Regions from separate parts of the Mus musculus genome. Here regions 1 and 2 are each linked to region 3. A link is a loop called in an ENCODE intact Hi-C map of the cell type or tissue named here. Cell type or tissue: left cerebral cortex. All regions are shown on one strand.

Region 1 (8,000 bases), 250 kb before region 3:
CCTCTCATCAGGTGAGCAGGCCACAGGTGGACCACTGAGTTTTTCATGTACCCCTCACACAGCAGGCAGATGGCCAGGGTGGCCAGCTTGGGGTGAGCCTGTCTGCAGGGAGGGCCAAGGCCTGCCGTGAGACCCAGCCTGACCCAGATCCTTCTTTTTACCTCCAGTTTCAAGTTTGGACGGAAGATCTTCTACGTGAATTACCTGAGTGAGCTGAGCGAGCACGTGAAGCTGGAGCAGTTGGGGATCCCTCGCCAAGTGCTCAAGTGAGACAGCAGGGTGGGCCCGAGAGCTGGGTGCGCAGGGGGAAGGGGGGACTTGTGGGTCCACTGGTCAGCTGTGTGCTTGTGTTGTTTGGGAGGCAGAGTAACCTGGGTGGGAGTCAGGAGTCTGGGGAAACTGGAGAAAGGCAGTGTCAAGATCCAGAGATAGATGGAACCCCATTTCTGTCACAAGCTGTTGACTAAATCTCTTTAGAGTGTTTTTTGCTGCGTTACATCAAGTGGGACTATTTTGAGGACATAGGAAATAATGCGTGTAAAATCACACAGTGAAGACTTGATAAAGTTGGCTACAAGACTACAGAGCCGGGGGGCCTGACCCTTGTTCCATCTGCTCCCCTAGGTATGATGACTTCCTCAAATCCACACAGAAAAGCCCTGCAACAGCTCCCAAGCCCATGCCACCACGGCCCCCCCTGCCCAATCAGCAGTTTGGGGTCTCCTTACAGCAGTGAGTATGCTAAAGCCAGGCATGTCAGGCTGGGGGTGGGGTGGGGGTGGACCAGTATGCAGAACCCCAGCTCACCTCTTTGCTCCCTCAGCCTCCAGGAGAAAAGCCCAGGCCAGGACCCCATTCCCATTGTCCTCAGGGAGACCGTCGCCTACTTGCAGGCTCACGGTGAGTGCCATGCAGTCCAAGGCCTGCTGAAGCCAAGCCACCTCGTCACCCAGCTGCCCTTGAGAAACTCTGGGCAGGGCATAGAGAAGTGCGCTCCCAATGACCCTTCTTGGAACTCCAAGACTGATAGGGTAGGGAGGAGCTCCATCCCCCAGAGCGCTGAGACTCACCAGGCCCCCTTGGTTTCCAGCTCTCACCACTGAGGGCATCTTCCGGAGGTCTGCCAACACCCAGGTTGTCCGGGAAGTGCAGCAGAAATACAATATGGGTGAGTGGGCTGTGTGTGCACATTGATGGGGTCTCGGTGTGTGTTTGAGAAGGTGAGGCATGCTGGGAGTTTGAGGGCTGTTAACATGTCCCAGGTTTTCTTCTGGCCAGACGTTTCTGTGTCCTTTGGTATGGCCACATAGGTCCTACTTCTGCCTGGACGATCCAGGTTTGCTGCCTCACGTTCAGGGGCTGCAGCCTTGGGTTCAAGCTCATGTAGAGGAGTAACTGTCCTGTATGACAGTGACCTCAGGCTCTGGGTGGCCTGAGTCATCCCTTGTTACAGAAGAGAAGAGGCAGATGTATGGGGTGTCCTGGGGAAAGGCAGCTTGGGCAGTGGACAAGGACAGAGTGAGGCATGGCCTGCTGGCCCCTGGCTTGCCTAGTGCTCTCTCAATCTTTTTCTTCCCCATGAAGGGCTGCCGGTGGACTTTGACCAGTACAACGAGCTGCACTTGCCCGCTGTCATCCTCAAGACATTCCTTCGGGAGCTTCCTGAACCCTTGCTAACCTTTGACCTGTACCCCCATGTTGTGGGCTTCCTCAGTGAGTTCTCTCTTTCCTCCTCAGCTGTGCAAATCCTTTGGCACTGAGCCTTCTCTCGCCCTGCCCCGCAGGCTTGTGGGCCTGAGCAGCTCCTAGGAATTTCAGTTGGGGTTCCCCCTGCTAGGCTCATCATATCAAGGTTTCCAAAGCTAGTCCTATGCCCTTGTAACCTAGACCTCTATTCTTCACAGATATTGATGAAAGCCAGAGAGTGGAAGTGACACAGCAGGTTCTCCAAACTCTGCCAGAGGAGAACTACCAGGTGCTTCATTTCCTGACTGCCTTCCTGGTGCAGGTGAGATGTCCCCTGGCTTCCTCAGCCCACCTGGTGAGGTGACGGGGAGGAGATGCTCTCATTGCTTGGATGCTCTGGAAGGAGCTGCTGGGAGTAGGAGGCAGAGGCCAGAGATTCTAGCTGCAGCCCTTTCCTTCCACAGATATCTGCCCACTGTGACCAGAACAAGATGACCAACACTAACTTGGCTGTAGTCTTCGGCCCTAACCTGCTCTGGGCTAAAGATGCTGCCATCACCCTCAAGGCTATCAATCCCATCAACACCTTCACTAAGTTCCTCCTGGATCATCAAGGGGAATTGTTCCCCAGCACAGATGCCCAGGGGGTCTGAGCTCACCACCTCCAGCCCCTTCTCTGGCAGCCCGAGTTGGACTTGTCCTCCTGGCATTAACCTTACTGGAGTCCAGGGCTCCTGCCTAGGAAGGGGCCCTGAAGCCCCAGAAGATGGAAGTTGGAGCCTACTAACTGGGCAGCCCCTCCTGTCCCTCTGCCCGTCCCACCTTACCGGCCCTGGAGGCCTCTGTTACCGTAAGACATTTTCTTTGCCTTATACCTCTCACTGCCTCTCTGGTTGCTGGGCTTGGTTCTTCTAGGATTTAGCCACAGTAAACCTTTTCCTTTTTCCTGCCTGTTTCCCTGGCGAGTGTAGAAGACTACATCACTGCTGGCTGTGCTGGTAGCTGGGGCTGGTCCTCTCTTTCCTGATTGCTAGGAAGTGAGCATTGGCCTGGGTGCAAGTTCCCTGTGCCTGCCCTCCCTGCTAATAGGGATGATAAGACCAGAGTTGGCCTGTCACTTCTGCCTCCTGGGTCTGTTCTTCCCCAAGTGGTACTGCCCCCAGAGTGTACTATTCCCTCATTTCTGCCACACTTGGCACTTTGGATATCAAGACTCAGAATCTGAGTGTCTATTGAAATGGTCCTGTCCACTCCCAGGGAGAGCCGTAGTGTCTGGTAGGATCAGTTACAGCAGTCCTGGCCCTCCATTCATTCTCATGTGCACAGATCTTCAGCCAAAGGCTATAGTAGGTCTTTCAGGTGTGGAGTCATTTTGATCCCTGTTCTAGCCAGAGATACCAATGTCTCTCACTTTCTACCTGGGGACTCTCGGAGAGTCAGAAACTCAGAAGCCCTGAAGACTGACAGAGCTTTTACTAATAGATCACCCCTGCTGGATAGGTTCTAGCAGCTTCCTTAGGGGAGTGTGGTGGCCACAGGGCCTCTTGTCTTTCAGAAAGCTGAGCCCCAGTGATGATTGGTAGCTTTCATTCTATTCCTAATGAAGCCTTGTGACTCTTCCCGAAGTCCACTGCCTAATGACAGGGAGGTACCTGCAGTGACCTTGCCCTACAGGTGTGGCTAGGCATGACAGCTCCAGAGGTGGTACTGGCTACCATGAGATCTGTACTGATGATCTTGCAGCTGAGGCTGGGCCTGACCTCACTGGCTCTTTCTTGCACCACTGTTGTAGCAGGTCTCTGGTGCCACAAGTGCTGCTGTCAGTCCCCAGCCTCACACCTGACCCAGCCTGGGTCACTCTGCTTTTGCCCACATTTTTGTATCAAGTGTTGCTACACTCCATTTACTGAGGAGCCTTTGGACCTCTTGTTTTCCTCCTGCCCGGTCCTGTCAGTCTGTGGCAGGGGACGCTCTTACTGTGAATCTAGTGTTCACATTTACCACGATTTCCTTGGCACCAATCATGTATTTTACCGTTTGCACTTTTTGTATTTCAATAAAAATGTAAATGAAAAAAACCCATTTGGCTGTTTAGGAAGTAAGACCCTGAAATTCACAACCAGACAGGAAGTATGGTATAGTTGAGAAAGAGAGCTTTAGGGAGTCCCCTCCTTAGTCCATCTGCTGTCTGCTAAATTTTCTCGGGGAAATATGAACAAACCTGTACTCCAGATAAGGTACCAATTAATGTCCAAAAAAAAAAAATCAGTCCAAGTCTGCTTGAGGATTGTGATCTCAAGAAGCTGTGTCCCAGAGGACTCTGTGGGAACTGCACAGATGGGGTCCCTCCTTTAGTCAGCCTTCATCTTCTGCACACTTCCAAAATCACATGCAACTGGGGCAGAGTTATATAGAGTATCTAGTTAGGTGACCCTGGCTAGCCAGAGTTATATAGAGTATCTAGTTAGGTGACCCTGGCTAGCCTTCTAAAACTATGCAGGTCAGGCTGGCCTAAAACTCAACAGAGATTTGCCCACCTGAATGCTGGGATTAAAGGCATAAGCCATTCATAGACATAGTCTTAGTTGGGAACCAATCCTGAATCTTCCCGGTAAGAGCCTTTTGTGCGTTTGCGAGGGTGGGACTTTTGAGACAGGGTTTCTCTGTGTGTAGCCTTGGCTGCCCTTGAACTCAGATCTGCCTGCTTCTGTGACACCATGCCCTTGCTTGGTTTAGAAGGGTTACTTTCAGACTGGCAGAACACCTGGCAAGAATGTAGATCTCATCCCGAAAACTAGAAAAGGGTTTGTTTTGAGCCTGGAATTTAGAGGTCTGCCGGGATCAAAGGTGTGCATCATCACATCCAAGATATATCTTATGTGGGTTGTTTTTTGAGACTTGGTCTCCCTCTGCAGCCAGGTTGGTCTCTATTCTCTTTTTTTTTTTTGGTTTTTCGAGACAGGGTTTCTCTGTATAGCCCTGGCTGTCCTGGAACTCACTTTGTAGACCAGGCTGGCCTCAAACTCAGAAATCCACCTTCCTCTGCCTCCTGAGTGCTGGGATTAAAGGTGTGCGCCACCGCACCCGGCTTTGTTCTGATTCTTTTGAATGTAGTGATTGCAAGCTTGAACCATCACATTTGACTTTTATGTTTTGCCCAAATTTCAGTTGTCAAGGGCAGGTTCCAGATACCTGCCTATTGCTATCAGGTCATGGTGGCCTATGGTGGCCCAGGGTAGCTGCCTAGCCAGAGCCACTGGTTACAGCAGTGTTAAGATAGTGGCTGTAAACACTAGCCCCGAGCTTCAAGGAGGCAGTTCCATTGCACAGCTGTGGCCTTGATTCAGGTGCCTTGAGACACAAGGCTTTGATGGTTTGATTTCTTGTAGCAATGCTCAGTGGCAGGCTTGGTGACCCAGGAAAACAGCAGAGCCAGCCAGAGCTGGGGAGAGCTGTTGACTTGTGTTGGGATCCTGGCAGGGCCTTTACAGTTACTCAGGTGCTAGGAAACAAAACCTTGGCAATAAGGTCTCTCAGGCAAAGGGTGAAGCAGACACATTGTTGGCCATGGAGCTGCTGGAGACTCCAGCCAAAGGAGGCTCAGCAAGGATGTTACTACCATTGCTGACCCAGATTGGACAGCTGTGTTGTTTGGCTGTGTGTGTTATGGTCTGAATCCGATGCCGTTTACAAGGGCACCCAGGCTTTTACTGGCAAAGTGGGCTGACTCCATTGTTCTCAGCTCTATTCTTAGGCTGATGGTCCCACTGTTGTCTTTAGGCTGGACTTGACTTGGGTGCAGGGGACCGAGCCTACACAAATATCTTGTTGACTTTTGCATCCAGAACTATGTATACACTGGCTCTGCAGTGTTGCAGTGTGCACTAGGAGGCAGATGTGTATCCATAGCGGGGGTGCATGTGTGTACATCAGACCTAATTATTCGGCACTTCTGAGAGTCCACTGCACAGACCACGCCTCCCCACACTTCCCTCATTTGCTCAGCCACAACCTTGTTGTGAGGTGTGTTGCATCCTCTGCAGCTTGTCCTCCCCTCTAAGGATTTTATGTCCTGCAGGTAGGGTAGTGAGTGTGCTATGAGTGTGCTAACAGCAGCCCACCCTGGAAGGAGATTTTACAAGAGTTCTTCACTGAATATTCAACCACATAGCCCTGTCTTGGGGGAACAATATAAGGGTCTAGAGAGTCAGGGCTGTTAGTTACTTGATCAAGTCTCAAGACTGAAGCAGCCTTGAGACTCAGGACTCTGAAATTCAGGCTCCACCCTTCGCTCATGAAAGCTGTTGGTGGCTCAGTGATGCAGAGGTGGGACTGGTGAACTAGCTGTCAAGACATTTGGAATAGGAAGCTATGAAGTACAGAAAACTTTTTATTGGAAATCTCTTGATTATATTTCCAGGTGTAGCTCTCATTTCCCAACAAAGCACTGGAGGGGCCTTACCTGGTCCTAGCCTGAGCTTGGCTGCATTGGTCTAGAGAGCATCCTTCCATTGTGTAGGGCTGAAGGGCAGAGGCTACCGTGAAGGATGCTCTGCTCAGCTTCCCTGGCCTCCTTCCTAATAATCTAGGACATAAAGGCTGCTGTCTGCAAAGGCCACTGGCTGAGCCCTGCAAAGAACCCGTGCCCTCACCCCCCTACAGTTCTGGCTCTGGGGGGTATATCTGGTTTAAGTAGGCCATGAGTGTGCCCCTGACCCAAAGGCTGCAATGGCATTTGGCCACCACCGCTGGGCACATTTCTCTGTGGCAGCAAAGCATGCACAGGGGAAAGGCTCCAGTGTTACATGCAGATTTCTAACAAGCAGTTGCGAGCCACCTGCTCCAATGCGTAACAGCTGCTGCCAGTGAGGATCCAGGGACAGAGGAACAGAGCAGGCTGGCAGAGGCACTTGACTCACTCAAGCAAACCTGAAGGTTTACGTCAACCATAAGCTCAGCTTTGGTTTCTTGAAGGGGAACCAATCCAGCTTGTAAAGCCAGGGCCTCGTACAGACTCTGGGACTAGAGGAAGGAGGAAGAGCTCCCTAGTCCTGCTCCAGGCTCAGGAACTTGAGCAGCAGGACACACAGTGCTCCTGGGGCACCGTGTGCAACACAACTCTGAGGAGTCACCACACTGAACATACCCGAGATTTCCTGGGGTACGCAGCATGCTGGGGAAGCCTAACGCCTGCACATGTCCATACACGCAGCCTGAGGGGGCCGCTTGGCCTTTGCCAGGCCATTCCTGATCTCTCCTTAGATGTGACAGGAGTATCCTCACAGGTACTGAGCAATCTTCACGGGAGGCCGACATCCCAGAAGAAACCCTCCTCCTTCCCCAGTGGAACTGCTAACCCCAAACATACTTCTATAAAATATCTGATTTCTCTGAAAGTAATAAATATTTACCATGGTCTATATCCACGCAGCAGCGATTGAGGGAAAACGAGGAAAGAACCTTTCTGTGACTCTCAATAACGAATTCTACAAACAGGCTGTTGCAGCCTTTGGGAAATGGTGGCTAGCTTTGGAATACTTGTCATTTTAGGCAGATTGGCCTGTCATATTGTCAAAAGCACAGGCCCAGGAAGGCAAGGGATGGAAGGTGGGAGAAAGGGAGTGAATGAAAACGGAAGGAAGGGAAGGGGAGAAAGAAGGGTGGGAGAGTGGGGTGGTCCAGGAAGTGATGCAGGGCCCTCCTTCGCCCGGGTTGGTCTCCTTGGTTTTCTTCCTCTTTCTGCCTTGCCCAGCGTTCTAGCCACCAGCTGGAATGTCAGGTGGTTGATGGTAAGGACAAGCAGGTAGGGGCCGGCCTCAGGGTAGACCCAGGCAGGAGGCTGGTAGCAGGAAGAACAGATGACACCCTTTGTGAAGCAGCTGAGGACAGTCCTTGCTGAGGCTCTGTTACAGCCAGCTTCCAGCTCGACGGCCCGAGTCCTCGCCAAGTCCGGCACTGGGCCTGACTGCTGCCATGAGTCTCCAGGAAGTTCAAGAGCAGGGACTTGTAGGTCCCATAGGGGAACCACCCTGTCTTTCACCTGGCCAGAACCAGCATGAAGGCTAGGAAGCAGCTGAGGAAGAGGAGGTTCTCTGCTGGGTCCACAGAAAGGGGGTGCTGCAGACACTCGGGACACTTTTACTGCAGGGTTTCCACAAAGGCATCGAATTCTCGGACATTCTTCTCATGCACAGCCAGCTTCTCTGGTAAGGAGTCCTGTAGCAGGCAAAGAAGAGGGGCTTACTCCAGAAGGCCTTGAAGAGGCAGCCAGCCATCAGTAGAAAAATCAGGAACTGGGCAGTGCCAGGCAAACT
Region 2 (8,000 bases), 240 kb before region 3:
TCGCTGGTGGGCTCACCATAGGATCAGCATCCTCCAGCTCCAAATTCTTGGGAGCAAACATGGCGAAAGGTATGTCCAAACTCGTCACAGTCACCTGAAGAGAGAAAGGAGGAAAGTGCTCCTGCCTGTCCCTCCACAGTAAATGTGGTTCTTACAGGATGCCAGCCTGGAGCCGAAGCCCATCATGCGACCCTGGCTTCCTTGCCTCCCTGTCCCCTATATGTTCCCAGCAGAGGATTATGGGACTCTGGCTGGGAATGCTTAGTCATAGTTACTGAGGAACAATATATTGCAGTATAGGTCTGCTGATTATTAATCCTCAAACTTGCACACACACAAATGCTGCAAGCAATTTCAGCAATTCTATAGGACACTGTGCAGAGGACCTTACTCTAAGAACACAGATAATAAGCACTTAGGCAGAGGCAGAAGGAATCACCTGATTGATGGGTTTGTTGACAAATGCTCCCACTTTTCGGACAAAGATAGTCTCCAAGATGTCATGGGGTGAGGCCCGTCCTTCACTGCTGTTAGACACAGTCTCAGTGTCCTCACTAAAGAAGAAATGGAAAGTGGGTGCTCACTCTCAAACCACAGAACATCTCTAGTGCCTGTGGAGTCACTGCGGAGACACAGCCTGGGGAAGATGTCTGTCCTGACTCTTGGCTTGGAAGATGATGACTTGCTTGGACAACTAAATGTTCACACGTGAATGAAACTTTACATTGTAAAAGTGTGAGCTCCAATAAAATCCTATCAGAGATGCCAGAGACAATCAAACACATTATCCAGACACAGTAAGCAACTCTCACACAGCTACACCTTAGCATTCATCAATACCATAATCAACCTCACATTTTAGCCCCTTATTTCTGATTCCCTAAAAAACCACCATAAGGCCCTATAGTTTAAAGCTGAGTTTGGTTATCCATGTCTCTAATCTCACTGAGAAGGCTTCTGAGTTCCTAAGACCTGACAGTCAGAGCCCTCACCACCCAGAGTCCATATCGTCAGCTACTCCCAGACATTAGCATCAGAGTCCAGGATCAGAAAACTGGAGTGCCAAGTAAATAATAGATCTTCCTTAATTGTGACTGGGGCTGGAGTGAAAAAGATCAGCATTTGATAAGACAGGAATAAACTGTTTTACCTGACTGGCACACACAATTTTTCCAAACATTTCCCTTCCCACCACTATGCCAATGAAAAAGTACATTGGGCATTTTTCCAATGGAAAACTTCCAGGGAGAGGAGCATGTTATTCTTTTTATCTTATGGCTGTCCAGATCAGGGGAGACAGGGAAGGAGAGCTTGCAGTGCTTGCAGTGCAGCTTTCCAGAGACAGTCAGGGTGCAAACTACACAAATGTGTGTGTGTGTGTGTGTGTGTGTGTGTGTGTGTGTGTGTGTGTGTGTGTGTGTGTGTGTGTGTGTGTGTGTGCGCGCGCGCGCGCATGCTCATACAATGTTAAAAAAAAGGAAAAGCCCTGCTATTCTTCTTAGCAGCTAAAACCCAGATAGGTTCCTTACATACCAGCTGCAATATTAGACACTCATCAAAGACCTTAAGGGTTACATCTTGGGAACAAAAACTGCCAGGCCCTGTGTCTATCAGGGTATCCAGGTCCCTGGATGGCCATGACTCATGGAACTCACCTGCTTGAGGGCGTGGCGGCACAATGGGTCCCATCAGAAGGCATGTGCATCACCAGTCTCTCGGGATCAGCCTGGGCACCATGAGTGGGGTGGCTGGGAGCAAGAGTTACCCCGCCTTCCTTCCCAGGAACCATCAGCTTTGGAGGGAATGGAAAGACAAAGTGAACGATGGCAGTGCGAAGCAGCTGGTGAACCTCATAAGCTTTCCCATCTCCAGGGCCTCCTCCAGGTAGGCAGCCATCATGGACCTTAATTCTCTTGGGATGTGGTTACTGAAAGACATGCGTGGTGATGACTACAAAGGGAGAAGGCAGAGAGATAGAGAAACCCTGGCAAAGTCATTCCCTTCCAAAAGCTGGGGATCCACCCACTTAGAAAATCATGAAAGTCCTCCAAGTTACTCTGTTGCTCCTCAGGAGAGGAGGCAGCCCTGGGAAGCCCATGGTCCTCCCCATCTTGAAAGGTACCTGGTGAGCGTGTGTAGTGTTTAAGCCAGCAGTAAACACTACTGGATAAGCCAGGTCAGCCGATCCAAGGCCCAGGACAGCAGGCTGATAGGAAAGGCGAGAGCTTGAGAGCTGAGCAAGAGAAAAACAGAGGGGCAGAGGAAAGGCAAGGAGAAAAGGCAATCCTAGCATGTGAGCCATGCTAGAGCTCAGGAGAGAGTCAGGAGCAGATCCCAGTGGGATGAGGGCCAAGGGTGGGCCAGCCTTTTTCAATAAGGAAAAAGAGATTTCTTTGATCTGGGATTAGGACTCCAGCTCTAGAGCTTCCCAAGGGCCTTTAGTGAGTGTCTGGCTCCCCAGTTCCCTGTTTCCAGCCCAGCAGATCCCCTGGGTACAATCCTGGGGCACATTTCCCAAGTCACCCTATTTTCTCCCTATCCTTGAGATCCATTTGAAACTAAAGCAATCTTCTCTAATCACACCTCTATCACCCCTGGGTATGGACGGCTCCTGTTTATATTGAAAATAGAAAGATTACCAGTCATGGACTGTTTATTTGGAAATCTGATATAAATAACTGTGTGTACTTTTCACATCAACGGAAGGAGGAGGGGTAAATAAAAACCACTATTTTTAGTTGCTGGGTTGTGGCTATGTCCTGCTAAAATCAATTACCAAGCCTTAAAATAATCCCACAGAACATCTGGGGACCAAATAACTATACCCTATACTCTGTTTTCATTTTGTTAAGTAGAAAGAAGCCATCTGATCATCCCCGTTTTCCCATTATGAACTCACTTGATGGGAAAAGGCCAGTCCTGCCATGGGGACCCTCAGAGTGTCCGTCACCACAGGAGTAGGGGTCTGAAAATGTGCCTTTGTGACAGTAAACACACACTGTGCACAGACACACAGAGAGACAGGAGAAACAAGAAAAAAAGAAAAGGGACTTGAGAAAGAAGTGGGAAAGAAAAAACCTCCAGAAGGGGCAGCAGTGAGCAGTGAACAGAGTACTGAGAGGCAGGGAGAAGAGTGCAAGCCGGCTTCCCAAAGCAGCAACCAGGAGGGGACATTTAGCTCAGGGTGTGCCTCTTTGACAGGCAGCTAGAAAATGAACTGACTCAAGTGGGAATGACATGGCAAAACAGAAGCCTGAGCCAGGCATTAATCTGTCGTTAGCTGAAAGGTGTGGGAGGACGTGAGGGAGCAGCTCCCTCAGGAGAGCCTCGAGCCTATGGAGACCAACCTCAGAACTGAGGGCCTTGCTCAGGAAGCCCACCCTCAGCCTGCAGAGACCATGGCAAAAAGCTGAAATTTGCTGGCTATATTATTAGTAAGCTTAGGTGTACATTTCTGTATGACATCCTGGGAATGACTGGGAATACAGTATGTGAGTGTATGTGAGTGTGTGTGTGTGTGTGCACGCGCGCGCATGTGTATAGTCTAGCAGTTGGGAGAACTTGAGAATAAAAGCTTGGGTGTGCTAAACATTTAGGATTCCAAAGCTACTTTAAACACCCTAATTATCTGGGGTTCTCCTGTTTCAGCTTTAAATCTGACTGCCACACATGTAACGTGGCAGAAATGGCGTTCCCTAGCCCCCCAAAATAAAACTGTAGTAAAAAAATTTTAATGGAAAACAACAACATTAAATCTCCCAATTAACACACTGGTAGCTGAGCATGGGAACACATGCCTGATCCTAGCACCTAGAAGACGGAGACAGGAGGACCAGGCGTTCAAAGACAGTCTTGGCTGCACTGCAAGTTATGAGACCTTGTTTCAAACAAACAAAAGAAGTCATGATGTGCATGCTCGTAATCTCAGAAGGCAAGAAAAGGAGAATGGCCACGAAGTCATTCAAAGGCAGCCTGGTCCACGTAGTGTGCTCTAGGCCAGCCAAGAATCCATGCAAAGCACTACCTTAAAAACAGAAACCTAAACAAGTTAGATGGGAAGAGGATGAAGCAACGAGGCAGAAGGTAAAGGAGCCTGAGGAGTGTGGGGTGATGTCAGTCTCAGCCCATGCTGATTACATAAGGCTGCGCTGCGCTTCCTGGGGATGCTGGCATCAGAATTCAGGGCAGGACTTACTGAAGGAACTGTGTGGCCACTCAAGACTCGCTCCCGTGGGAAAGTCAGTGGCTGAGATGCTTGGACAGAGGGCGTGGCCAGGCAGGTAGAGAGGGCGTGGCCAGGCAGGTAGAGAGGGCGTGGCCAGGCAGGCAGATGGCTGTATCAGCTTGAAGAAAAGCAGTGCTTCTGCATGTTGTTTTCAATTTTATATTAAGTACTTCCTGCTCTTTGGTACATAGTCTACTATTATGAAGTGAAATTTATTACTTATTAAGAAAATAAGCAAGGAGTGGTAGTAGACACTTTTAATCCTAGCACTCAGGAGGCAGAGGGAGGTGGATCTCTCAGTTCGAGGTCAGCCTGGTTTACAGAGTGAGTTCTAGGACAGCAAAGGCTAGTCAGAGAAACCCTATTTTGAAAACAAAACAAAACAAAACAAAAACAAAACAAAACTAAACTAAAAATGGAGCAACTAAATCAACACATGCATGTTAGAGTGATCTCATCACCAAAGGGCATAGATTAAGTTTGGACAACATTCCCTAAAGCCCACACGAATACACACAGCCCCCATAACCCTTTTCCTACCTGGGAGGGAGGGGATGTGGAAAAAGATGTGGTACACACTTCCTGAGAGTCTTCCACTGACGGGTACGCGACCCCTGCGTCCTCAGCAGTTCTACCGTCGGGAGGGAGGGAGGGAGGGAGGAACGACGATGGAGTTTATATAATCACAATAGCCGACTTCAGAAAGTATGCAAACAGTGCTTAGGAAAGGCTGGGAGCTGTGTCAACGAGTTCTAGCCAGAGATTATAAAGCCAGACAGCAAACCAAAAACCATTTTTCATAGTTCACAAAGTCCCGACATCTTGCAGTCCCCAAATAACCTGGAGGAGGTGATGTGGCCACAAACCTGAACACCCAGTTAGTTCCTAGATACGGTGGCTCAGGCCTTGGTGTACCTAACAGGCAGCAGCGAGAACAAAACTAGCCTTTTCATTTCTACCCACATGGCTCGAGGCTGCTATTGCTTAGCTGTAGCTTGGGGGAGACTCGTCTCAGCCCTTACCTGTAATTACAGGGGTGCATAGGAGAAGAGCTGGGATAGGGACGGTCAACAAAGTGATCAATGATAATCCCCATGATAGGTGGGGTCCTCTCAAATTGCCTGTAATGCAAGAAGCACAATACAGTATTTGTTAGAATATCTTCCAAGTCACCTTCAAGTCCAGAGGGCCCATTATGGCATAGTCACTTCAGGTCTACCCAGAACCTTAATGCTACAGTCTCTAAATATAAGCCACAACTTTACTTCTGGACAGCTTGGCTAGGGACACTTAAAATCTCCACCATGAGCCGGGCGTGGTAGCGCACACCTTTAATCCCAGCACTTGGGAGGCAGAGGCAGGCGGATTTCTGAGTTCGAGGCCAGCCTGGTCTATAGAATGAGTTCCAGGACAGCCAGGGCGATACAGAGAAACCCTGACTCGGAAAAAAAAAAAAATCTCCACTATGACAGTGATGTGCGCACGAGCACTTACTTTCTTTCTCTCTCTCTCTCTCTCTCTCAAATGCATTCTGGGAAGGGTGGCTTTCAGCTCTCATCAGCATGAACTGTAGTTTTAGCCTTGGAGTTCTGGAGAAGCCAGAACTTTTAACATCCTTGGAAAGCTCTTAATGGACCCTGACCTCTTCCTCACCTGGTGGACATGAATGCCAAGTTAATTCTATAAGCACAGGAAAGAGTGAGGGTGCCCACAGGGGTGCCCACTGTTCCAACTCGAACTGTCTGGAAGCCTAGAAGAGAGGAAATATCAACTTATGTCCAAAGAAGGCTGACACCAACCGTTCTTGGCCAGCCTGCTATCTAGGTCACTGGCATTACTTGCTGATTCAGCGTACAAGGAAAGCAACTTCACTCTTGTGTGTCCACACTAGCATATACTCTCTACTGACCTGATGTTTAAAAACAAAAAGAGAGAGAGAGGGATTTGGTGGCATGCACGTCTTTAATCCCAGTACAAGACAGGCAGAGCAGAGCAGAGACAAACCACAAGGAAAGCACTGGGCCAGTAGCACAGGGCTTAATCAGCATGCAGGAAGGGGAGGAGAAAGACATGAGTGAGGTGAGAGGGGAGGGGAGGAAGGGCAGCAGACGGGAGGGGGAGAGAGGGAAAGGGAATGAGAAACCCCACACACTGAATTCCGGCTGAAACTTTTCAAAAATTAGTATTTCAACCCTGGTAGCTCCTTAGTCAACTGGCACGCGCCTCTTTATGTTTCCTTACTGTAGTATACACTTTAAAGTTATGGTGTGCTATACAAGGTTAGTCACGTAGCCAAGCAACAATTGAGCCCATCTCTGAAGTCAGTACAGCTCTTAACACCACAAATGTTTCTGGCCTGAATGCATACATACCTTCTCCTAAGCCATTCAGTTGAACTTCCCCAAAATAAATCCTGTAGGGAATGAAAAAAAGAAGTGACATCCCACTCTACACTCTCGAAGGCCATGGCTAAAACACTGAGAAATAGCCTAAACAAGCCCCACTTTCTCATCTGCACGGACAACTTTCCTCACTCAACTAAGCCCTGGGCACAAACACCCATAAGGTGATAGCTACATAAGACACAATGACCCATAAGCCTTTAATCCTAGCACTCAGGAGCCAGAGGCGGGTGAATCTCTGTGAGTTCAAGGCCAGCCTGGTCTACATAGCGAGCTCTAGGATAGCCAGGGCTACACAGAGAAACTCTGTCTCAAAAACAAAAACAAAGAGAGAAGACAGAGGGATGGAGGGAGGGAAAGGGGGAGGAAGAGGGAGAGGAGAGAGAGAGAAAAAAAAGAAGAGAGAGAAGGAGGGAGGGAGAGAAGGAGGGAGGGAGAGGGAGATGGAGGAGGAAAATAGGCTGAGATGGCAGAAATGGCTAGGTCCTCCATAAATACCCAAGCTTCTGTGGCAGGTCCTTTACCTGTGGCAAGGCCATTGCATCCACCCTTAAACGGTTTCTTGTAAGGCTTTTGCCACAGCAACAAAAAAAGTAACAGACACAATAAGAAATGAGTGAAGACTAAAAAGATCTATTACAGCCAAAGTCTAATAATTCTCAGCCGGGTGATGTTGGCACACGCCTTTAATCCCAGCACTCGGGAGGCAGAGGCAGGTGGATTTCTGAGTTTGAGGCCAGCCTGGTCTACAAAGTGAGTTCCAGGACAGCCAGGGCTACACAGAGAAACCCTGTCTCAAAAACAAAACAAAACAAAACAAAACAAAACAAAACAAAACAAAACAAAACAAGTCTAATAATTCTCAACAAACACACAACTTGATATCTGAGAGAGAAATGTTAGGGAACTGTCAAGTTAGAGTTAAGGAAGACTTACTTGGTAAATATTCTCAGTAAGTTTGCTCCTGTGTAACTGGCAATTATCTTTGGTCCCTCCATACTAAAATGGTAGTCCTACAGGTCAGCTCTACTTTTGACAAAGGCTAAAATCAACAGCTCCTCTCCAACACAAAGCATTCCTGATGACTTTACTACATCCCCTCCCCACCAGCTGACCAGGCAAACTAACAAGGGATCTGATGCTCCACCCTGCCCACCTAGGCTTGATCAGCTACTGTCCTCTCTATGTGCAGTCAGTGATCTGTGCTTCTAGGCCATCCTGTTCTACACAGCACATTACAGGACAGCCAGGGGCACATGGAAAGACCCGTCTCAAAAACACCAACTTCCACTCCCCCACACAGGAGGGAAAACCCCACCACTAAGTATAGAGCCTCTATACCTCATAAACTACTTGCACTAAAATGGAACTCA
Region 3 (8,000 bases):
CTCGACGACTATCGCAGAGGCTTCTCGACAGAAGTCAGCCCACTGCTGGGACTGCACGCTCTCCATTCTTGACGATGCAGTTAGGACCAGGTGCCTGGGGCCACTAAGATAATGGTTCCAAAGTCAGGGTTTCTTCGCAGCCCAAATTTTGCTCCTTTCTCAACCCTTTCCCCACCCACAGACCGGGCGCTTGCCGGTGGTTCCCGCCATGGGAACTGGTCATTCGCTGATAGTCCAGCATTTGCTCCCGCACACAAATTCGCGGTTACGGCCACCCAAGCTCTATGGCCAGACACGCACACACATGCACACGCACGTGTCCACATGGCGCTGGTATGCTCACACGTTCAAAGGCGCACCGGTATCCAGGCGTGGCGGGGCGCACACTGGCACATGCAAACAGCTACTAGTGTCTACTCGAGCTCCCGAGTAGTCACACACAAACACAACTCGCACTCGTTTTCCCACCTACACGTTCCTTGATGGGTGCCTTGCGGGGTGCGGGTGGAATCCCGACGCCCTAAAGTTTTTCATCCTCGAAACCCTGGCCGAACCTAAGGGACCTTTGTGGCAACCTGGGACCACGGAGACAGGCAGTATCTCCCTCCCTTTGCTCCTTTGTGGGAGAAGCCCTGCCCTGACGCTTTTCTGTATTTGCGGTTTACTCTGGGACTTGACGTGGTGAACCTCCGGCTCGGGGTCCGGAGCTGGCACCGGGGACCGACATTGCCATCTAGCGGTGCTCACAGGCCAGGGTGATGGCTGCTTGCCTTCTCGGATTCTAGATGGGCGGGATTTGGGGGGGGGGGGGAGGCAGAGAATTGTGCCTGAAGGTGCTGTGGTCTGAACATCTGAGAGACTATCAGAGAAGTCTAGAAAGAAAACTGGGACCAAGTTGAGAAAACTGAATTTACCCAGTCTGCATCTGTCGGGGCTCCGGGAAGACCAAACCACCCACCATTCATCTGGTCATTTACTTGTCAAGGCTGTTTCTTGGTCCCAGGAGGACAAAAGGTCAAACCCAAGTGAGGGAACTGGAATATGAGGGTTCCACATCTAAGATGCATCTTGGGGGGCTTCTATCCTGTGTGGTTTGGGGAATATCTTGGAGATAAAGTGTCGCAGACCCTCCCCTTCTTACGAATGGATGACTTTGATCAGGTTCATTATCACGATGCCCTTCGGTAAGAGGACTTTTATGTCTGTAAGAGGAGGTTACCAATAGTACTTACCTTGTCTGGGTGCTATAGGCAGTAAACTTTGAGGGGCTTCTGACTCAATAAACAAGAGAGATTGTATTTTTCCTAGCTCACACATCTTGCCCCCCACCTCCCCACCTTCATCTTCTTATCCTGCTGGCTGCTGGCTGTGCTCTGGTCCTGAGAGACTAAAGTGAAGGTTTCCTTGGTGCATGCTAATGGCTCCCCTACTGCCTCGTCCCTGTCCCTGCCAGTGGGTATTTGGGGTGGGGTGAGGTAGGGAGAACAGCCTCTATGCTTGATGCTACCCTCCAAGCATCTGATGCTTAAGGCCCCATTTTGGAGCTGAATACCACTGTGGAGTCCCTTGAAAGAACTGATCTGTCTTTTGCCCTTGACTCCTTGGGTGACCTTGGAGTGTCACTACCCCACTTCCTCCTGTCTTCCTTTGACCAGTGGATTTAACTTTGAAGCCAGAAGGCAATCTCTTGTATCTCTTGTGTTGGAGCTGGAGAGCTTGGCCCAAGCTTGGCTGGTGCCATTTCCAGTTGGAGAGCAAGCTGAGGTGCTAAGGGGGTCCCCTGGCTGTTCAAAGGCCATAGTGGGACAAGATCCTCTATTTTGTAAATGACAGAACTAGTTCTCAGAGGGCAAATGGTTCTCCTCGGACTGTACAGCTAGACCTTGCTGGCCTACTATTGAACCCAAGCTGCAGACTTGGCGCCTGTTCCTCCACAGCTGGCTGCTGCACCCTCTCTTCCTCTTACACACACACACAGGCTCGCATGCACGCGCGTGCACGCACACACACACAGATGCACACACAGACGCACAGGACTGCGTATACGACCTGCGTGTGGCTGAGATGGTGCCTTTGTGCGTATGTGGAATGCTTGTGTGTTGGCGGGTGTGAAGGAGGCTGGGCTGAGCGGCTGCCCTGGCACAGCGTGCTGGGCGTGGGCCTCCCTCACATGTATGGAAGAGGAAGGGGAGGAGGAGAGATGAAGGGAGCCTGGTGGGAGGGAAGGCAAACTCTGGGGAGGGGCTCTGTAGGACTTTAGCTGGGTCATCCTCTGTGTGGGATGTGAACTCTTAGGCTGGCTCCGGGGTAATTCCCTCATCTTTTGGCTCCACGAGGGAGCTTGTCCTTAGTTCTTGGGAAATCAAATAGACCCTTCTTCAGCTGCTGTGTCTTTCAGGCTTCTGATTTCTTTGCTGGGGATCTAACAGCCCCCACTCTGTCCATTCTTCACCCCTGGGACTGGGCTGGGCAGGCGAAGCTGAACTTCCTGCGTCATCTCTCTAGTCCCTTTCCTATTCTTCCTCTTCCAGGTGTCCCAGCTCCCACCTCACCTCCTCTGGTCGCTAGCGTGACCTCCCTAGCCCTTAGAACCATCAGGTCCTGTGTCTTTCTTGACTGCTCTCCTTGCTCCCAAATGCACTGGAGCAGCCACAGGATGTCAAGGAAATGTGGAACCTTATTTAACACCTCTGAGCCTGTTTCCTCAATATCTGCCTTCGGTTGTGAGGAAACACAGAGTGCAGGAACTCAGTAGACAATCTATGCTGGCTGCGATGATGATGATGGTGGTGGTGGTGGTGATGATGACGACGACAGTGTAGGAATGGGAGAACAAATCTCCCTTGGCCACGATTGGTTAAGAAATGTCCACGTGGCTGGACATGGTGGAGCATACCTGCAGTTCTGGTCCTCTAGAGGCAGAGGCAGGCAGATCAAGGCCTGTGACTTTGAGGTCAGCCAGGTCTACACAGTAAGACCTTCTTTCAAAAACAAACAAACAAAAAAATTAAAGGAAGAAGAAGAAAGAAAAGAGATGAGCAAGTGGGGCTGCAGATGTAGCTCAGCGGTACACGTGTGTGGCACATGTCTGCCATGTGTATAGCTTTGTCTACAACCTTCAGTAACCAAAAAACAGGGGTTGGGAAGTGACAGGCCTGAGTGGGCAAACAACTAGACATTTGGCCCCGCTGCCTGCTTCAAGTCCTTGGGGCCATTTCCTCATGCCCCTTGCTTTCCTGAGCTCTGTCTCTGGGCCTTTGCCGTATCTCCTTGCCTTCCTTCCCACCAGCTTTCCTCCTTGCCCTCATCTGCGTCATCTTCAGGGTGAGGCCGGTGATCAGCCAGCAAGCACCAAGTTCTCTCCCGTCTTCTCTCTCAGCCTTCCCTTCACCATCTTCTTTCTAGCAGTGTCCCCCTCCCCCGCCATGTGTTTCTGTTTCCCCCCAAAACTAGATGATCCATTCTGAGATGGGGACCATGTGTGTTCATTCACTTTTATAACCTCAGCCCTGAGCTGATTACAGTACTTGCCTGAGGAAGCTTCCAGTAAACGGTAGAGGACTGAGAACTCAGGAATGGTTGGCACAGGGAGCCCTGACATTTTCCTGGATAAAGTTCCTCCAGCCACAGTTTGTGACTCCTCCCCCCCTCCCCCCTCCCCCATCCTCTTCCACCATTCACTTCTGTGCTGTCTCCTTCCTCCTCCAGCCACTGCCCACCTGTCTCCAGTTGGGTTCAGCATGGCGAACTTCACACCTGTCAATGGCAGCTCAGCCAATCAGTCTGTGCGCCTGGTCACAACAGCCCACAACCACCTGGAGACAGTGGAGATGGTGTTCATTGCGACAGTGACTGGTTCCCTGAGCCTGGTGACTGTGGTGGGTAACATCCTGGTGATGCTGTCCATCAAGGTCAACAGGCAGTTGCAGACAGTCAACAACTACTTCCTGTTCAGCCTGGCGTGTGCAGATCTCATCATAGGGGCGTTCTCTATGAACCTTTACACCTTATACATCATCAAGGGCTACTGGCCCCTGGGTGCCGTGGTCTGTGACCTGTGGCTGGCCCTGGACTATGTGGTGAGCAATGCCTCTGTCATGAACCTTCTCATCATCAGCTTTGACCGCTATTTCTGCGTCACCAAGCCCCTCACCTATCCAGCCCGCCGCACTACTAAGATGGCAGGCCTCATGATTGCAGCCGCCTGGGTCTTGTCCTTTGTACTCTGGGCCCCTGCCATCTTGTTCTGGCAGTTTGTGGTGGGCAAGAGGACAGTGCCTGATAACCAGTGCTTCATCCAGTTCTTGTCCAACCCGGCGGTGACCTTCGGCACAGCCATTGCTGCCTTCTACCTGCCTGTGGTCATCATGACGGTGCTGTATATTCATATCTCGCTGGCCAGCCGCAGCCGTGTTCACAAGCATCGACCCGAGGGCCCCAAGGAGAAGAAGGCCAAGACTCTGGCTTTCCTCAAGAGCCCTCTGATGAAGCCGAGCATTAAGAAACCTCCACCAGGGGGCGCTTCTCGAGAGGAACTGCGCAACGGGAAGCTAGAAGAGGCTCCTCCGCCAGCCCTGCCCCCGCCTCCACGCCCAGTGGCTGACAAGGACACTTCCAATGAGTCCAGCTCAGGCAGTGCCACCCAGAACACCAAGGAACGGCCACCCACAGAGCTGTCCACCACAGAGGCCGCCACCACACCAGCGCTGCCCGCTCCTACCCTGCAGCCACGAACCCTCAACCCAGCCTCCAAGTGGTCCAAGATCCAAATTGTGACAAAGCAGACAGGCAGTGAATGTGTGACTGCCATCGAGATCGTACCTGCCACGCCAGCTGGTATGCGCCCAGCAGCCAATGTGGCCCGAAAGTTTGCCAGCATCGCTCGTAACCAGGTGCGCAAGAAGCGGCAGATGGCGGCCCGGGAGCGCAAAGTGACTCGGACAATCTTTGCCATTCTGCTGGCCTTCATCCTCACCTGGACACCCTACAATGTCATGGTCCTGGTGAACACCTTTTGCCAGAGCTGTATCCCCGAAAGGGTGTGGTCCATCGGCTACTGGCTCTGCTACGTCAACAGCACGATCAACCCTGCCTGCTATGCACTCTGCAATGCCACTTTCAAAAAGACCTTCCGGCACCTTTTGCTGTGCCAGTATCGGAACATCGGCACAGCCAGGTAGACGGGCAGGTGCCTTAGGAGGTGCTGGTGTCAAGAGTGTGTACCGGGGAACCACATGGCTCACCGGCTGTGGAGGAGAGAGTAGGCGGCCCCACTCTGAGTTCGCATCTGCTGAAGAGAACAGGTCTCCCAGACACCGTGAGGTACAAGAGGCTCTTCGCTGGGATGGGAGAGCAGATCTCTACTGAAGCCTAGGAGGCTCGGCCCAGGGACGGTCTGAACTGGCACCACCTGGCCCATATCTTTTACCTTGCCTCAGGAAGATGGGGGACGATGGCTGGAGTGGGCAGTGGCTCTATCAAGGCCAACCATCGGTGGAGGTGGATGAATAGAGCAGAACTTGGGAGCATCTTGAGAGGAGCAAAAGGAGCCAGGCTTGCAAGGGTGGGGTCCCCCGTTATGCTGTAATCGGTGCTTTCCGCCTTCCTGCGCCCTCCTCTCCCTTGCATGTAGGCTCAGCCCTTCCCCTGCCCCCAAGTCCCACTCCAAGGTGAGGGACTTCCCTGCCACTGTTGCTCAGCCAGGCTCTGGATGGGAAGCCAAGCCCTTTGGCACTCCCCTGGCCAGCAGTCATCTGGACAGGGCAACTGGGAGGCCATGCTAAGCCGAGATACAGACTCCAGGGGACTGAATCAATTAATGGTGGATCTTATTGTCAAATTGTCAAGAACCCCCCCCCCCAGGTCACACATCAAATGAACAGCAGTGGGCAGTGTTCCTCTCTACCTCTGAGCGGAGGGAGGTATGGGTCCAAGGAGGGAAAGGTGATGGTGGGGAACTTGGTGATCCATACAGCCCACAGTGGCGAATGACACAAGCAAGCACCCTCATGGATCCCCAATGAGAAAATTCCAGACTTGCAGTAGCCTGGACCAGAAACTCTTGATGAGCTGGGACAGAGTTCAAGTGAGTCACCTAGGTCCCCTTCCCTAACCCCAGCCCTGTGGGTCCCTGGGAGACTTTTTTTTTTTTTTTTTTTTTTTTTGTAAATGTTCTGCTCTTTTTCCACGAGCTGTAGGGAGCACTTCCTTCATAGCCCTCAGCTCCCCTCAGTCCATCTTTCCCCATCTTCCCACCTCCGACAGAGCTCCATGGCAAACTGGGAAGGGGCTTTTATATATTAAAAAAGAAGCTTTTATTGGAAAAAAGTGAGTTTATTTTATTCATTTCTTAATAACAAGTATCAGGGTGGGGAGAACAAAAGAGGGTATGGGGAGGCTCACTTTCCAGAATCTCTTGTCCCTCCCCACTTTGGGCACTTGGTGTGGGCGTGAGAGGACAGGCGTGATTGACAGAGCTGACAGGAAGACAAAAGGCACTGGTGGGTTATATCTTGGGCCTGTGGGAGAGGAGGGCTCCGTTCAGGCTCCAGGCGAGGCCGGAGGCTCTCTGGCCTCCTGACTTAGTCCTTTCCTTTTCCTTTCTTGGCTGGAAAACAATAACGGAGATGCATTAGTGCGGTGGGTGACCTAGCTCGGACTCACCAGACAACGCAGACATGTCCATCAAGGAGAGAAAATCCTGCCCCCTAGTGGTGACTGACCAGTTCACCTGGAAGTGGTGGGAAAGGGCAGCCATGTGATATGAAACCTTTCTTTATTCGTTCAACTTTTTAACCCTCGCGCCCCCCCCCCCCCTTTAAAGACAGACTCTCAAGTCTCTCAGTCTGTAACCTTGAACTCAAGGCAGTGTTACTGCCTCAGTCCTGAAGTGCCGCTTTTTACAGGCACGAGCTACCAAGCCTGACTTTCAACTTTCTATTTTCATCTAGGATCAGAGTACTCCAAGTTCCTCACCGGGGAAATGGGCAGAGTCACCTCTGCCCTGCTGGCCTCAATAGCTGTTGGGAGTCAGGTAGCAGCATGTACCTTTGGGACAGCCTTTCCATAGTTTTAAGCGCAGAGTTAACTCCTCCCTGATCCCACCCCACCTTCCTCAGTTGACAAAGACAAGCCTTTCCCAGGAACCCAGGTCGGATGATCCAACAGAAAGAGTAGTTCCTACTTGGGCAGAGGGTTTAGCATCTCCTGAGAGTGGCCCTCAAGTGCCTGCCCATTCCTAACTTTAAGACTGCTCTGCAGAGACAGAGCATGGAGTAGCCTGGCCCACAACCCCACCATATTCGCTGACCTTTGGTCTTTGACTTGGTCTTGGAGGTGCAGGGCTTAGTCACGCGGATGGTCTCCTGGCACTGGGCATTGTACCGCGCCTTCTTCAGGGTCCCTTGGCGGGCTTTGGTGCCAGTGCTCCCATCACACGCCCCCCAGCTCTCAAACTTGTATTTGCAGTCGGCTGATGGGAGAGTGGCCCCACGGTGAGAGACAGGAGGGTTGTGGATGTCCTCCCTGCCTCCGGTTTATAAGGACATACCCTCTGGCTTCCCGCCCTCCTCCCGCGCGCCACCTCACCTCCAAATTCCTTCTTCCAGTTGCAGGGCACCTTGCAATGGACGCGCTGGGTCTGGGCCCCACAGGTACCCTCGCGGAAGCCCATGCCGCAGTCCTTGCTGCTGGGGGTGCAGGGCCCCCAGGTCCACTCCGAACACTCGCTGCCCTTCTTCACCTTCTCTACAGGGCGCAAGGAACAAAGTTAAGGACATGGCGTGCCGGACCAGCACTTGGTCACACGGCCTGCCTCACCTGCCCACCCCAGCTTTTACTCCTGAGCCCATCCTATCCCATCACCTTTTTTTTTGGCCACCGCGGACGTGACCACCAAGAGGGCAAGAAGGGCGAGAAGGAAGAAGCCTCGGTGCTGCATCCTAGGGGTAAAACCTGGGTTAGAGTTTCTCGCCTAGTCTCTTCTCCGCTAGGAACCGCGG

The links. A loop is a pair of places that touch in the nucleus more often than their neighbours do. Peaks named below come from ENCODE experiments on the same cell type or tissue, not always from the same donor. Only the 100,000 strongest peaks of a DNase experiment are listed, where the experiment ranks them.
Region 1: a loop joins it to region 3, with 2.5 times the contacts of the local background. A loop is called at or near these places in 2 of 42 quality-filtered maps.
Region 2: it touches region 3 in a loop (2.4-fold over the local background); 2 of 42 quality-filtered maps call a loop at or near these places.

The regions. Positions count from the first base shown.
Region 1 is chr2:91,668,562-91,676,561 of GRCm38, forward strand. Arhgap1 (Rho GTPase activating protein 1) reads left to right here. Exons shown (of 14, transcript NM_001359970.1): 7 at 1-11; 8 at 168-266; 9 at 625-732; 10 at 824-900; 11 at 1,091-1,168; 12 at 1,585-1,713; 13 at 1,905-2,008; 14 at 2,151-3,764. The coding sequence ends at 2,339. Atg13 (autophagy related 13) reads right to left here. Exons shown (of 17, transcript NM_001355419.1): 17 at 6,051-7,902. The coding sequence ends at 7,825. Among named protein-coding and RNA genes, the nearest start is that of Arhgap1, 22 kb to the left of the region's middle. In left cerebral cortex, a CTCF peak has its summit at 3,978; DNase peaks (open chromatin) are centred at 5,038 and 6,559; H3K27ac peaks cover 891 bases.
Region 2 is chr2:91,679,904-91,687,903 of GRCm38, forward strand. Atg13 (autophagy related 13) reads right to left here. Exons shown (of 17, transcript NM_001355419.1): 7 at 6,598-6,638; 8 at 5,879-5,975; 9 at 5,248-5,346; 10 at 4,766-4,856; 11 at 2,123-2,233; 12 at 1,656-1,792; 13 at 440-554; 14 at 17-94. Among named protein-coding and RNA genes, the nearest start is that of Atg13, 27 kb to the right of the region's middle. In left cerebral cortex, a CTCF peak has its summit at 3,094; DNase peaks (open chromatin) are centred at 3,108 and 4,137; H3K27ac peaks cover 1,036 bases.
Region 3 is chr2:91,923,509-91,931,508 of GRCm38, forward strand. It overlaps Chrm4 (cholinergic receptor, muscarinic 4), which reads left to right. Exons shown (of 2, transcript NM_007699.2): 2 at 3,709-6,321. The coding sequence starts at 3,741. The coding sequence ends at 5,180. It overlaps Mdk (midkine), which reads right to left. Exons shown (of 5, transcript NM_001012336.2): 2 at 7,864-7,940; 3 at 7,588-7,746; 4 at 7,310-7,471; 5 at 6,297-6,607. The coding sequence starts at 7,939. The coding sequence ends at 6,582. Among named protein-coding and RNA genes, the nearest start is that of Mdk, 4.4 kb to the right of the region's middle. In left cerebral cortex, CTCF peaks have their summits at 724 (motif pointing left), 4,516 (motif pointing right) and 6,709 (motif pointing left); DNase peaks (open chromatin) are centred at 441, 707, 2,111, 4,188 and 4 more places; H3K4me3 peaks cover 3,060 bases; H3K27ac peaks cover 4,083 bases.